2 separate regions of the Homo sapiens genome follow, and region 2 is linked to region 1. A link is a loop called in an ENCODE intact Hi-C map of the cell type or tissue named here. Cell type or tissue: gastrocnemius medialis. All regions are shown on one strand.

What was found. A loop is a pair of places that touch in the nucleus more often than their neighbours do. Peaks named below come from ENCODE experiments on the same cell type or tissue, not always from the same donor. Only the 100,000 strongest peaks of a DNase experiment are listed, where the experiment ranks them.
Region 2: a loop joins it to region 1, with 7 times the contacts of the local background. A loop is called at or near these places in 15 of 110 quality-filtered maps.

The regions. Positions count from the first base shown.
Region 1 is chr10:16,774,281-16,782,280 of GRCh38, forward strand. It overlaps RSU1 (Ras suppressor protein 1), which reads right to left. Exons shown (of 9, transcript NM_012425.4): 3 at 7,754-7,804. Among named protein-coding and RNA genes, the nearest start is that of RSU1, 39 kb to the right of the region's middle. RefSeq lists a silencer at 5,470-5,519. In gastrocnemius medialis, CTCF peaks have their summits at 3,359 (motif pointing left) and 3,560; no DNase peak of the experiment used is centred here; H3K27ac peaks cover 326 bases.
Region 2 is chr10:15,874,203-15,882,202 of GRCh38, forward strand. No RefSeq gene overlaps it. Among named protein-coding and RNA genes, the nearest start is that of MINDY3, 18 kb to the left of the region's middle. RefSeq lists an enhancer at 3,928-4,222. In gastrocnemius medialis, a CTCF peak has its summit at 4,987; no DNase peak of the experiment used is centred here; H3K27me3 peaks cover 248 bases.

The DNA of each region.
Region 1 (8,000 bases):
TAAAGTTTTATACAAATCTCCAAGGAGCATCTCCTTTAAGAAATAGCATCACTAGGCCGAGGCAAGCAGATTGCTTGAGGCCAGGAGTTCAAGACCAGCCTGGCCAACATGGTGAAACCCGTCTCTACTAAAAACAAAAACTAGCTGGGCATGGCAGTGCACACCTGTAGTCCCAGCTACTAGGGAGGCTGAGGCAGAAGAATCGCTTGAACTCGGGAGATGGAGGTTGCAGTGAGCCGAAATCACGCCACCGCATTCCAACCTGGGTGACAGAGTGAGATCCTGTCTCAAACAAACAAACAAAAAAATAGCATCCCTATGTCCACACTGCATGCAAACATACTAGTGTTATCTTCATCCGATTCTGGAGTTTCTAAATCTGAGCTGCATGGACCTCTAAAGAATTCATGGATGAACACAATGGGATCCACAAGCCTCTGCTGGAATTACAACCATCACGTGCACTTCTCTACAGATCAGGGTTGTAGTTTTCACTCTATTATTTAAAAAGATCAGTGACTTAAGAAAAGTTAAGAAGGCTGGGCACAGGGGCTCACAGTGGCCTGTATTTCTGGTACTTTTGGAGGCCAAGGCAGGAGGACCACTTGAGCCCAGGAGTTTGAGTCCAGCCTGGGCAAATTAGCCAGGCGTGGTGGTGCACATCTATCTAGGAGGCTTGCTTGAGCCCAGGAGTTTCAGGTTACAGTGAGCTAGGATTGTGCCACTGTACTCCAACCTGGGTGATAAAAACACTATCTCTAAAAAATAAAAACATAAAAAAAGAGAAGAGATGCTCTACAAGAATGTATGTACCTAAGTATTGCACCTCTTAGTGTATCTCCTCTATCATTCTGCACACATACTCACATGTACACACACATCAAGTGATATAGGAGAGAGGGCATCAACTGAAAATGTACGTATAATATTTTGCTATTAAATCAATTCTGTTTGATAGACATTCTATCATCAATAGCAATAGAAACCTTTTTCAGGATCAGCCCCGCACATGGGCTAATTATGAGTTGGAAAGTGACAGGCTTACACTCCCCCGTCTTATTTTCTCCACAGCCTGCCACCGTTCTGAAGTTCTCACGATTGGGGTGGTTCCATTTAAAAATATATTGTGGAGGAATTAGCACGTTAGCTGGCTTCCGCTTAGCACAAAACAGGACCTCTAGAAAAAGGATTCTAGAACAGGTACATTTTGGTTGGTGGGGCTGACAACAAAAGGAATGGGGGTGGGGGGTGGCCACAGTCTACAAGCTGAGGACAGATTAGATGCCACCGGCAGGACACGTCTTCGACTTCATTCGCTGGCCTTGGCTGCACTGGTTCTGGGTTCCTGGGTCAACAGACCCTCCCATAGCATGATCTCAGGTGCTCACTCACTACAGCCAAAAAATCGCAACACATGCCCAACTGCCAGTGCTTTTTTATGGTAACCTGACTACCGGTACCATCAGATAGATATTGTTTAATTAATAGCTGTTAGACTCAAAGATACTATGCATATTTTTTTAACTCTCATCTTTTAATGATGGCAGAGAAGCAAACTGATAAATGTGCAGTAATTTAAAAAAATAAGTTATTGATCAAAGCCTCTGTATTATAAACACATTTACACTCTGTTAAAATGCGAACAGCAAGTTGTTTTGATATTGTCACAAGATAAATTCATGACACAGAGACCATTTATTTTACATATTCCCCCCTCATGGTTTAATTTCATACAAGCCATGCACAAGAACTTTTGCATAAAGCATGACAAATAATCTATGAAGGAGGGAATAACTACAGACTTAAGAACAGCAAGGTCTGAGAAGAGTGGTGAAGGTCGTCCTCAGGAATTCAGACAGTTAATTCTTCTCAATCATCCCAGCAATCTATTATGTCTGCATAAAAAGGTTTCAATGTATTATGCTTTTTAAAAACTGCTAAATTTTCTTCATTATAATTGGATCTACAAATTTTAAGAATGCAGTATTTTCATGTGAAATATGCTGCTTAATTTGTTTATAATATGACTTATGGTAGATAATCAATGTATACATCTGCATAAAATTTAAAAGTATTAAATTCTATGTACTTAGAATATTATCTTTGATAAATAAATTATTGAAACCACCAAAGAAGGTATCTTAGTATTTCTTGTTTGTTATAATTCTAAATTCATACATAAGCTGTAACTAATAGGAAATAGTGTATATTAAAAAAAAAAAACCCACATTTTGCCATAAAACTTAGGTTTACTACCTGCCTGGCCATTTCCGATGCATTAAATGATGAGATATGGTCACAGTGAAGACCTGAAATTGTAGGCAAAACTGCCAATACCTCAGGAAAAGGTTTTACATGGCAGTTAAAAGTATAAAACTAAACAATTACATTCAGAGACCCACACTTTTGAAAAGTTTTACATAAATGTCGGCTCCTCAATGTTTGCACAGAGCAAAAAGATATCCTTGGTTATTTCTTGCACAAAATGACGAATGTCTAATCCTCAACACACATGGGTCACAAAATTTAAAAAAAAAAAAAAAAACTACTGCCGTATTTAAGCCCATCATTCCTTGGCTCTATGATTGTAAAGATGAGATGGCCATCATTTACTGGACATAAGGTCATATTTTTATTTTTTTTTAATTTTTTTTTTGAGATAGGGTCTTGCCCTGTCACCCAGGCTGGAGTGCAGTAGTAGCTTGCAATGTTTACGTGTGGGTTTTGCTGTTGGAATAAAATTTTTTTAAAACTTAAGGAAAACTTCACTTAAAAACGTAATGCCCAGAGCTTGTTTTATCACTGCTACAGAATGCAATTCATTTCCTGTTGTACATTCATTTCATATTCTCCCCAACACAATGGAATTGAGCAGTATACGAATCAGCATAAATATGCACAAAATACACATTTTCCTGATTTTTACAGTTATTTTTGAATTAAAATCTGGTTACATAAATACTTCAAACTTTCTTCCACAGATTAAAAAAAAAAACTCAAATATGCCCAATACAAAATACTATGGAAAGCAGTATAATTCTTTCAACGTAAGGATATTGGAGGAAGAGAAATGTTTCTAATTTGAGAAAGTAGCCATAATAAACACTAAAAAATGATACGTGAAACTGAATATTTTCATGGTAGGAGAACAAAAAACACAGCATACCTCCTTCTATAAGGATTTACCTTAAATGTGGTAAAAACTGCACTGTGTAAGCAGCAATAGCAACATGCCCTGTGGTGCAGGGCCGGAGAGCCTGCACAAAATTTATTCTCACAACAAAGGTGGTTTCTAATCTTTAGGTACAAAACCTGGAGGAGACATATGTGTCTCAACAGTGACCTCTAGTGGACAAGTCTTAAAATGGTTGTCCCCAAAAGAAACTCCTTTTTAAAAACAAAAAACAAGTAGGAAAGCATTTACAAAGCTCACACTTCCAAAACACCATAAAACCTAGGGATTGGATTAAGGAGCAGACTAAAAAAGACTCAGCTGACAGTGGCTTGAAAGGGAGGGTAACCACAGAGGCCAGGGGCAGGAAGGAAAAGCAAAGAAACACAGGAAGATGACCTTCGGCATTATTGCTGCCTTCCCACGCATCTGAGCGGTCATGAAAACAGTTTCCCTGGCTGCGAGTCCTTTGTGTGCCTGAGTAACACATCACAGCCCATCATTCCTTGGCTCTATGATTGTAAAGATGAGATGGCCATCATTTATTGGACATAAGGTCATATACCTTTTTTTTTTTTTTTTTTTTGAGATAGGGTCTTGCCCTGTCACCCAGGCTGGAGTGCAGTAGTACAATCACAGCTCACTGCAGCCTCAAACTCCTGGGTTGAAGTGATCCTCACACTACAGCCTCCACAGTAGCTGAGATGCCTGGCTCATGTTTTTTTTAAGAGATGGGGTCTTGCTATGTTGCCCAGGCTGAAGGTCATGTATCTTTAGAGCATCACGCTCTACCATGTTTGAAATGAGCACACAACGAGTAAGAAACAGAAGTCTGTGGCAGCCACATCTACTCAAGTCCCTATACCAGTTAATCCCAAAGAAACCATCTGATCCCAATGTTCCCCACTTTCTCTCCAGCCAGCAGTTTCCTCTCTGCCCTTCCCTGTCATTCACATACCTCCTGGGAGCAATGAACACTCGGTTTATACAGGTAATTACTGCGAAGCCACTAAGGGCCCAGTCACAGGCATTCAGGAAGAATATGAAATGATCCATGCTTCCACAAAAGCTGACCATCTATTTGGAGAGAGAAAAAAAACACAAAGGAAGAGAAGGACAGGGAATGCCATGCTAGAGTTAAAGAGTCTACATGCAAGAGAGTTTGGGGAGGAAAGGCTTCAGATGGGCCAGACCAGCCAGGGGGCCCCCAGGGGAGGATGGGGAGAGGCTGGTAGAGAGGAGGAGGGAGGAGGAGAGGCAGGCAAGAGTAGATCCTGGGCCCAGAGGCAGGGCTACGGGGGGACAGAAGATGATCCATCTTCCTAGAGCAGCAAATGGAGAGGAGAGGCTGGCATGGGATGTGGGGCAGATTAGGGCAGTTTCTGAAAGGCAGAGAGGGGCAGTGAGTGCATGAGAGTAAGCCAGCCTTCTGCCAGGTGCGTACTGCATCACAGGCAGGTGCTCAAAGAAAGCATTATTTCCGAAAGGATCTTCAATCTGAAACTCTTCCCATTGGGCCAGGATGGCTTTGCATTCTGACTTTGCCAATGACTTTGTTGCATTCAAAGTTAGTACCTGCCCATTCATAGCAAAAAGGCAGAAGAAAAAAATTCACTTGCAACTATTCTTCCCGTCTCCTTAAACACATCATGCATATATACATATCTAGGAAAGTTGCTACAGACAGATTAAGTCCCCCGCTGACTTCAAAAACCCATCAACGCTGCCCCAAGCTCCCAGGTTTAAATTCAAATAGGGGCACCATAATAGTCTTGGAGCATTAACAGCAATTAGCTTGACAATACATTAATATTTTTATGAACTGCAGTATTTAAAAGTTCAGGAATTTCTGCTCCCAGATTCTTGAGGAATTTCAGAATCACAGATCCCACTTTCAGCTTCCTTGTCGCCTCACTTTTACTGCCCTGGGTAGACATGTCAAGGCCAAAACCACTGGCAAGAAAAGGCAAGTCAACCACGTGCCACACTGTTTCAATAACCCTGTAGATCTTAAGTCAGTGGAGTCAACAGTGTCCCCAAATCAATGTCCCAGTTTGAGTAAACCATTCATTCCTTCCATGAGTACATAAGTGGAAATGTCAGAGAACGGTGTAATTGGCATACTAAGAGAAAAACATGAATACTTTTGCAAGATAAAAGCAGTGCCGGGTGAGGGGGTGGGGGAGTTATCTTTTGAGTCCCTGTGGTTTTAATGTGGCGTTGTCAGCTGGTCCCTATTAAAAACAACAGAAAGTGAAAGACACTGATTACCATAAAAAGTGACAGCAGGGTGTGCCTAGCCACTTACACTTAATGCATATTTATATTTCCATCAAATGGACATATTTACTATAAACACTTGAAAAACCATAGCAAAGTCATTCATTTAAATGCCAGAAAAATAGTAAAGGATGCTAATTTGACCTTACTGAAACAGATCGGGTGTCAGTGACGCTACTCAGGATGGCTTGAAACAGAATTTACCAAGACTATTAATTAGAGTTTACTGGATTAGGTCAAGAGTGTCTCAAATGGAGTGAAGAAAAGGAAAAAAAAACTGGCAAGGCAGAAATATAAAGTTTGGATTCTTTCACAGTCAGTCTCCTGAATGGCCAACACAATGTAACTCCACATATAAATATGCTCCTCTAAATTAACCTAATATTATAATGCCTGGAGGAAGAAACTGATCCATTGACTCCTGAGATTTCTATCTTTGTGAAGATGTAAAAAGAAATAAACTACAGTGATCTGAAAGATGTTTTTAAAGAAGAGATCAATGAATGATATAATAGAAATAAAGGTTTTGCTTTCTTCCTGTTGGAGACAGGGTCTACCTCTGTCGTCCAGGCTGCAGAGCAGGGTCGTCATCATGGCTCACTGCAACCTCGACCTACTGGGCTCAGCCTCTTCAGTAGCTGGGACCACAGGTGCTGGACCCACTATGTCCGGTTAATTTTTTGATTTTTGGTAGAGATGGGGGCCTCAGTATGCTGCCTTGGCTGGTCTCAAACTCCTAGGCTCAAGCAATCCTCCTACCTCAGCCTTCCTAAGTGCTGGGATTACAGGCATCGGTCACTGATCCTGGCCAGTTTTGCTTTCTTGTGTAAACTGGTTTGCACAAGATAAGCAAAACAAGGTATCATTGTTGTAACAATGGTAAGCTTAGCAATTAAGAAATACTTTACTAAACTACACAACAGAACATGTCAGTTATTACTGCTCACAAATCTTGGGGGATTTAGGAATCACGTGGTCCACGCTTCAAAACAGACCATGAATCCCTTCTGAACTGAGAATCTGGTCTCTGTGGACCACGGGACCATTTCCCAGAAAAACAATGGAACCGGCAATAAATTACCTGTTACAACAATGACCACACATGACTTGTAGGTCTCACTTTTGGCTTCTGTGGCCACCACTACTTAAGTGTGACAACTGTGCCGTCACTCTGCCTTTGCCTTACAAATATACGCTTTGGCTAACAACGACTAATCCACTTGTTTCTTGCACATGAGGGGACCCTGCTGCCACTCTTAATTCTCAATAATCAACAGCTCTGTGACATCGCTTCAAGCTGTATATAATGCACATACACACATAAATTCATGACACAAATCCCTCAACATGACATTCTGCTCAATTTCACTGGACTCGGAAAGCTCCTTCACAAATTCTTGCCACATGATTAGAAAATCATTCAAGTCTGCAAGAAAAATGGCAAGCAAAAAGAACTGAGTCATTAGGAATGGGAAAGGAGCGTGGGTCCCTGTCATTAAAATCTTTAAAGCCACAGCTCTACGAAGAAAACGGCCCATCATGCACACAAGATAGTCATATAAAAATAGGCATTCATCTATGCTAAGCAGATACGTCTACTGTGGGGCTCTATGGATACCCAGCAGAATTTTTCTTTTGGGGAAGCCAGACTCAAAAATTTGAAAAATGCAGATGTAAAGGTATATCATGTATACAATTTTGCATCTTTTCCTCCATCAAGCAGGGACAGAAAGTGTATTAAACAGTTAAAACTTTCCCTTTCGAGGAGGAAATATAAATGAAAACAAAGAACTTGTTCTAACAATTTCAAGTTTTCAATGCTTTCAAGTAAGTTTTGCTCATGAAATGCTCACCAATGGTCTGGCAATTCAGGTCAGCATAGCATTTACTATCTCTGAATGGAACCACTTCCAGAGCAACAATGTCATTTTTTTTCTCTTTGGTTTATAAACATGATAAGAAAGAATCTTCAGGCCAGGCGCCACGGTTCATGCCTGTAATCCCAGCCCTTTGGGAGGCCAAGGCAGGACGATCGCTTGAGCCCAGGAGTTCAAGACCAACCTGGGTAACACGGCAAGACCTTGTCTCAAAAAAAAGAAAAGAATCTTCAAAGTAGAGCTAACTACAAAAGGACAAAATACAGGATGACAATATTCTCATCTTAGTGTCACCAAAGTAAACTAAGGTTTCTGCAAATAATCATTCTTCATTAGTTTCTCCCAAGGAAACAGTAACAGACTCAGCAGTGCCATAGGATTACCTAAATGTCAGAAACTGTAACAAATGAGAAACATCACTTACTTGTTAGCTTGTTATGGCTGAGGACCAGTTGTGTGATATGGGATAAGGTAACTAAAAAGAAAAGAAAAAAAAAAAGGTCAGTCAGTAAATGTATCACTGTATCCGGATTCTACCTGTACTCCTACAAAGCAAACGGCAAAGTTATTTTCACAGGTTGAAGCACTATCGCTCACCAAAATAGAAGCTAGGATTCATGTAACACGATCTATTCAATGTTAAACCAAAGGAAGAAAAGGCATGCAACTAA
Region 2 (8,000 bases), 900 kb before region 1:
TGGTTTGTAGTTCTCCTTGAAGAGGTCCTTCACATCCCTTGTAAATTGGATTCCTAGGTATTTTATTCTCTTTGTAGTAATTGTGAATGGGAGTTCACTCATGATTTGGCTCTCTGTCTGTTATTGGTGTATAGGAATGCTTGTGATTTTTGCACATTGATTTTTGTATCCTGAGGCTTTCCTGAAGTTGCTTATCAGCTTAAGGAGATTGTGGGCTAAGACGATGGGGTTTTCTAATTATACAATCATGTTATCTGCAAACAGAGACAATTTAACTTCCTCTTTTCCTAATTGAAAATCCTTTATTTCTTTCTCTTGGCTGACTACCCTGGCCAGAACTTCCAACACTATGTTGAATAGGAGTGGTGAGAGAGGGCATCCCTGTCTTGTGCCAGTTTTCAAAGGGAATGCTTCCTGTTTTTGCCCATTCAGTATGATATTGGCTGCCGGTTTGTCATAATTAGCTCTTATTATTTTGAGATACATTCCATCAATATGTAGTTTATTGAGAGTTTTTAGCATGAAGAGCTGTTGAATTGTGTCAAAGGCCTTTTCTGCATCTATCGAGATAATCATGTGGTTTTTGTGATTGGTTCTGTTTATGTGATGGATTACATTTATTGATTTGCATATGTTGAACCAGCCTTGCATCCCAGGGATGAAGCCCACTTGATCATGGTGGATAAGGTTTTTGATGTGCTGCTGGATTCGGTTTGCCAGTATTTTATTGAGGATTTTTGCATCAATGTTCATCAGAGATATTGCCCTAAAATTCTCTCTTTTTTTGTTGTGTCGCTGCCAGGCTTTGGTATCGGGATGATGCTGGCCTCATAAAATGAGTTAGGGAGGATTCCCTCTTTTTCTATTGATTGGAATAGTTGCAGAAGGAATGGTACCAGCTCCTCTTTGTACCTTTGGTAGATTTCGGCTGTGAATCCATCTGGTCCTGGACTTTTTTAGGTTGGTAGGCTATTATTGCCTCCATTTCAGAATCTGTTACTGGTCTATTCATAGATTCAAATTCTTCCTGGTTTAGTCTTGGCAGGGTGTATGTGTCCAGGAGCTTATCTATTTCTTCTAGATTTTCTAGTTTATTTGTGTAGAGGTGTTTATACTATTCTCTGAAGGTAGTTTGTATTTCTGTGGGATCAGTGGTGATATCCCTTTTATCATTTTTTATTGCATCTATTTGATTCTTCTCTCATTTCTTCTTTATTAGTCTTGCTACCAATCTGTCTATTTTGTAGATCTTTTCAAAAAACCAGCTGCTGGATTCAATGATTTTTTGAAGGGTTTTTTGTGTCTCTATCTCCTTCAGTTCTGCTCTGATCTTAGTTATTTCTTGCCTTCTGCTAGCTTTTGAATTTGTTTGCTCTTGCTTCTCTAGTTCTTTTCATTGTGATGTTAGAGTGTCAATTTTAGATCTTTCCTGCTTTCTCTTGTGGGCATTTAGTGCTATAAATTTCCCTCTACACACTGCTTTAAATGTATCGCAGAGATTCTGGTACATTGTGTCTTTGTTCTCATTGGTTTCAAAGACCATCTTTATTTCTGCCTTCATTTCGTTATGTACCCAGTAGTCATTCAGGAGCAGGTTATTCAGTTTCCACGTAGCTGTACGGTTTTGAGTGACTTTCTTAATCCTGACTTCTAATTTGATTGCACTGTGGTCTGAGAGATAGTTTGTTGTGATTTCTGTTCTTTTGCATTTGCTGGGGAGTGTTTTACTTCCAATTATGTGGTTAATTTTAGAATAAGTGTGATGTGGTGCTGAGCAGAATGTATATTCTGTTGATTTGGGGTGGAGAGTTCTGTAGATGTCTATTAGGTCTGCTTGGTCCAGAGCTGAGTTCAAGTCCTGGATATCCTTGTTAACCTTCTGTCTTGTTAATCTGTCTAATATTGACAGTGGAGTGTTAAAGTCTCCCATTATTATTGTGTGGGAGTCTAAGTCTCTTTGTAGGTCTCTAAGGTCTCTTTTTATGAATCTGGGTGCTCCTATATTGGGTGCATATAGATTTAGGATAGTCAGCTCTTCTTGTTGAATTGATCCCTTTACTATCACATAATGGCCTTCTTTGTCTCTTTTGATCCTTGTTGGTTTAAAGTCTGTTTTATCAGAGACTAGGATTACAACCCCTGCTTTTTTCACTTTCCATTTTCTTGATAGATCTTCCTCCATCCCTTTATTTGGAGCCTACATGTGTATTTGCACACGAGATGGGTCTCCTGAATACAGCACACTGATGGTTCTTGACTCTTTATCCGATTTGCCAGTCTGTGTCTTTTAATTGGGGCATTTAGCCCATTTACATTTAAGATTAATATTGTTATGTGTGAATTTGATCCTGTCATTATGATCTTAGAAGGTTATTTTGCCCATTAATTGATGCAGTTTCTTCATAGTGTCGATGGTCTTTACAATTTGGCATGTTTTTGCAGTGGCTGATACTGGTTGTTCCTTTTCACGTTTAGTGCTTCCTTCAGGAGCTCTTGTAAGGCAGGCCTGGTGGTGACAAAATCTCTCCTCATTTGCTAGTCTGTAAAGGATTTTATTTCTCCTTCACTTATGAAGCTTAATTTGGCTGGATATGAAATTCTGTGTTGAAAATTCTTTTCTTTAAGAATGTTGAATATTGACCCCCACTCTCTTCTGCCTTGTAGGGTTTCTGCTGAGAGATCTGCTGTTAGTCTGATGGGCTTCCCTTTGTGGGTAACCTGACCTTTCTCTCTGGCTGCCCTTAACATTTTTTCCTTCATTTCAACCTTGGTGAATCTGACAATTGTGTCTTGGGGTGGCTCTTCTCAAGGAGTATCTTTGTGGGGTTCTCTGTGTTTCCTGAATTTGTATATTGGCCTGCTTTGCTAATTTGGGGAAGTTTTCCTGGGTAATATCCTTTAGAGTGTTTTCTAACTTGGATCCATTCTCCCCGTCACTTGCAGGAACACCAGTCAAATGTAGATTTGGTCTTTTCACATAGTCCCATGTTTCTTGGAGGCTTTGTTTGTTTCTTTTCACTCTTTTTTCTCTAATCTTGTCTTCTCACTTTATTTCATTAATTTGATCTTCCTTCAGTGATATCCTTTCTTCCACTTGATCAAATCAGCTACTGAAGCTTTTGCATATGTCACGAAGTTCTCATGCCGTGTTTTTCAGCTCCATCAGGTCATTTAAGGTCTTCTCTACACTGTTTATTCTAGTTAGCCATTCATCTAACCTTTTTTCAAGGTTTTTAGCTTCTTTGCAATGGCTTAGAACATGCTTCTTTAGCTCAGAGAAGTTTGTTATTACCAACCTTCTGAAGCCTACTTCTGTCAACTCGTTAAACTCATTCTCTGTCCAGTTTTGTTCCTTTGATGGTGAGGAGCTGCAATCCTTTGGAGGAGGCACTCTGGTTTTTGGAATTTTCAGCTTTTCTGCTCCGCTTTCTCCCCATCTTGGTGGTTTTATCTACCTTTGGTCTTTGATGTTGGTGACCTACAGATGGGGTTTTGGTGTGGATGTGGTTTTTATGGATGATGATACTATTCCTTTCTGTTTGTTAGTTTTCCTTCTAACAGTCAGGCCCCTCAGCTGCAGGTCTGTTGGAGTTTGCTGGAGGTCCACTCCAGACCCCGTTTGCCTGGGTATCACCAGCGGAGGCTGCAGAACAGCAAATATTGCTGCCTGATGTTTCCTCTAGAAGCTTCATCCCAGAGGGGCACCCTCCTGTAGGAGGTGTCTGTCAGCCCCTACTGGGAGGTGTCTCCCAGTCAGGCTACATGGGGGGTCAGGGACCCACTTGAGGAGCCAGTCTGTCCGTTCTCAGAGCTCAAACACGGTGCTGGGAGAACCACTGCTGTCTTCAGAGCTGTCAGACAGGACATTTAGGTCTGCCAAAGCTGTCTGCTGCCTTTTGTTCTGATATGCCCTGCCCACAGAGGTGGAATCTACAGCAAGGTAGTAGGCCTTGCAGAGCTGCGGTGGGCTCCATCCAGTTCGAGCTTCCTGGCCTCCTTGTTTACACTGTGAGCACAAAACCGCCTACTCAAGCCTCAGCAATGGCGGATGCCCCTCCCCCCACCAAGCTGCAGCGTTGCAGGTCGATCTCAGACTGCTGCGCTAGCAGTGAACCAGACTCTGTGGCCCTGGGACCTGCTGAGCCACGCACGGGAGGGAATTTCCTGGTCTGCCAGTTGCAAAGACTGTGGGAAAAGCATAGTATTTGGGCAGGAGTGTACCATTCCTCCAGGTACAGACCGTTACAGCTTCCCTTGTCTAGGAAAGGGAAATCCCCTGACCCCTTGAACTCCCTGGGTGAGGTAACACCCCGCCCTGCTTCAGCTCCCCCTCCATGGGCTGCACCCACTGTCCAACCTGTCCCTGTGAGATGAACCAAGTACCTCAGTTGGAAATGCAGAAATCACCTATCTTCTGCGTCGATCTTGCTGGGAACTGCAGACCGGAGCTGTTCCTATTCAGCCGTCTTGGAAGCCTCTGACACAGTTTTTTTTCTTTTTTTTTTTTTTTGAGAGTATGTTTGCTATGTTATAAGAGTAACTTTTAAATGTGTTTACTGGTTATTTATCCAGTCCAGCGTGTTTCCAAAAAGTGAGTTTAGTTTTCCCAAAATGTGTTCTGCAGAACACTCATATTCAATCCAGTGTAACTATGTGTTGGAAGAAAAAACTTAATGTTAGAAAAACTTTTTCTCTAAAACTTACATTTAAATATATGTAAGAAAACTAATCTTAATTATACATTTTCTTATGTTCATGCAATGATTAGCACTTAAGGAAATGCTGTGCCATTCTACAGAATGCCAGAATGTCAAAGTAGCAATTGATATAACCACATCAAATGTGAGTTAGCCATCTCACTGATATATTATCTGTTCAATGGTCAATGACCTATGTTCTATCCCTTGATTTAAAATTCCAGTAAACATTTGATATTGTGTTGCAGTCTTAGGATTCAATTCTGCCATTCCATCAACAGGTGGTGCCATTGTATTATAATTTGAATGTTGTGAAAGAAAAATATTTTGTCGTTACTTGCACTGATAAGCATCTCAGCTTTTTTAGAGCTGCTTTTGCACCCTGAGAAACTTTGACTTTAGGGTTTTAAAAAATGTTATATGGTTAAAGTTATATTGCAGAGCAAAACTGCCTGAATTCTTCTCATGTATATTAAGTCTAGAAATTGCACACTATATGTCTGCTATTTTGTCTACAAAGTCATGAAAAACCGAAAATAATATTCATAATAGGTAGTTATAGATTCTGATATATAGAGAATATCTGCTTTAATATTTTTGTTCCTGAAAATTCTCATCTTATTTTCATTTTATAAATTTAAAAAACTACTGGGTATTAGTAAAAAAAAAATTCACGTTTTTTGCAATACCAAGGAAAGCAAGTCAAGATTTGTGTTTTTTTCTTTACATATACCATTAAATATAACATGGGACATGGGTCACAGCTCTGCCAAAAGATCTCTTTGTAGCTATGTGTTGCCAGAAACAACACTGTGGAGATCCCTTTCGAGTTGTGGCAAGTCATGTGGACAGCTTGAGATGGGTAACCTCATATGCCCTGTCATAAAGAGAAGAAAGAAAGGATGACATCAGACTCTACCCCATTCTTTGTTCTGCCTGCAATTCACTGTTGTAAACTGGCAAAGCTTTTTCCTCAAGGGTAGTTGTCAAAGTCACAGCATGATCACAGGAGGTGGTAATAGGAAGTTGGCATGAGCCACTGACAGAGAAATTAGTTTGAGACTTCTTGTGATTCTCCTCAGGGATTTCAGCAACAGCCAGCTCTTCTAAGCTAATTAGTCCTACATTGTTGTAATGGATGATCAGAAAAAACAGTAATTGAAAATGATACAGTTCTTTAGTAATGCTAAAACTGTAAACAACAGAAATATCAAGAAATGAAACAAACATTTAGAACCATTTGGATAAATTGGATGAATAGGTTAGCAGATGAAAAATTCAGTTTCAAAGTAGACAAAATAAGATTTATTTGGGAGCAGACATCCAAGTTAGGGGCTATATATTAAATGATGCAATTATCAATACACTGAACATATTCTTTCTTTTATTAATAGACTGGGAAATATTCTTAAAATCATTTTCCTTTGGTTTAAGTTTGAATGTGTAGTTTTCATTTACACAGCATATATCTGTGGTTCACAGACACATTCTGAAATTTATTCTTGAGTTTATTCTCATTCATTCTTATTATGCAACTCTGTCACAATCCCCATTTCACAATTAAGATACATTTTCAAAAGTTACTCTGAAAGTAAGAGTTGGAGCCCAGACTTAAAAGCTGGATCTCTCTAAATTATGTTCTCTTTTTTATTCCACAATGGAGACTGAACAGATGAAATTTTAACTCTAACTATAGTTGCTCTGTTGTAGAGTAAGTGAATAAGTTTAGAGGACAAATACAGTGTATAGAATAGTACAAATGTTACTTTTATTTGTTTATTCCTTTTAGACATGGGAGTCTTACTAGGTTGCCCACGCTGAAGTGCAGTGGCTATCCACAGGCGTGATCATGCCGCACTACAGCCTTGAATTGCTGGGCTCGTGATCCTCATGCTTCAGCCTCCTGAGAAGCTGGGACTATAGGCACATGCCACTGCATCTGGCTACAAATATATGTATTTGTATTTGTACATATATATTTGTAAAATATATATATTTATATTTGTACAAATATATGTTTGCATATATATTTTAATATATATAATAAAAATATATATATATTTTGAGACAGAGTCTCGCTCTGTCACCAGGCTGCAGTGCAGTGGCACGATCTCAGCTCACTGCAACCTCTACCTCCCAGATTCAAGTGATTCTCCTGCCTCAGCCTCCCGAGTAGCTAGGACTACAGGCATGCACCACCATGCCCAGCTAATTTTTGTATTTTTAGTAGAGACGGGGTTTCACCATGTTGGCCAGGATGGTCTTGATCTCTTGACCTCGTTATCCGCCTACCTCAGGCTCCCAAAGTGCTGGGATTACAGGCGTGAGCCACCGCCCCCCGCCAAGTGTTGTTTTTATTAAATTGTGATAATAGATATTTTCCCCCTATCCTTTCCATGAATTGTGTTGCCATATGGTTCTATCTTCAATAAGGTTTAAATTGTGCATGCAGGACCTCTTTGACTTTCAGATCTGGCATTTTTTTTTTTCTAATTGGGGTAGTAAGTGAAGAGCGGAAAATATACTTTTGCCTGGCACAAAAGAGAATGAGGGCAGATCCAAGACTTATTTTGTTATTATTCAATTCCCATCTGCCATTACACTCTCTTAAAGTTTGTTTGCAGTTTCTTATCCATTCTGTGAGAGATAACAGAGTACACTTTTGCCCTTTTTCCTTTATGTCAGGGAAGTGAACAGTGATTTTTTTAATGAGGATGAACTTTTAATTTTGAGACTTTATATTTCTTGATAGCAGTAAGCATGCTTTTTATTCGTTAAAAATTATAGCTCTTAATTGTTTTTACAGAAATTTTATGCAAAGTGGTCATATATTATATTGCATCATATTCTTTAACTTAGAACTGATAAAAATGAGAGTTTGATTTATCCTTGTTGAAGTTCCTAGAAAACAGACTTGGAGCTGCAAGAACACAACACACTTCCCCTGGAAAATACTCAAAGAAGTAAATCTCTGGACATTGTTTACAGCCCTAGTAGGATACAAGAAGAAATGTTCCTTATTTAGAAAAAGAATCATAAAGCTAGGAAATATTAGCTAAAATGTCAATAAGTAGGGAAGAAAAGAGAGAGGGATGGTAGAAAAATGCAGATCTCCATAAATGTGGCTGTGATAGCTTGGGCTGCCATGGAAAATACCACTGAAGGAGTGGCTTAAACAACAGACCTTCATTTTCTCACAGTTATAGAAGCTGGAAGTCCAAGGTTAAGGTGTAATCAGGGTTCGTTTTTGTGAGGCCTCTCTTCTTAGCTAATAGGCGGCTGCCTTCTCTCTGTGTGGTCACA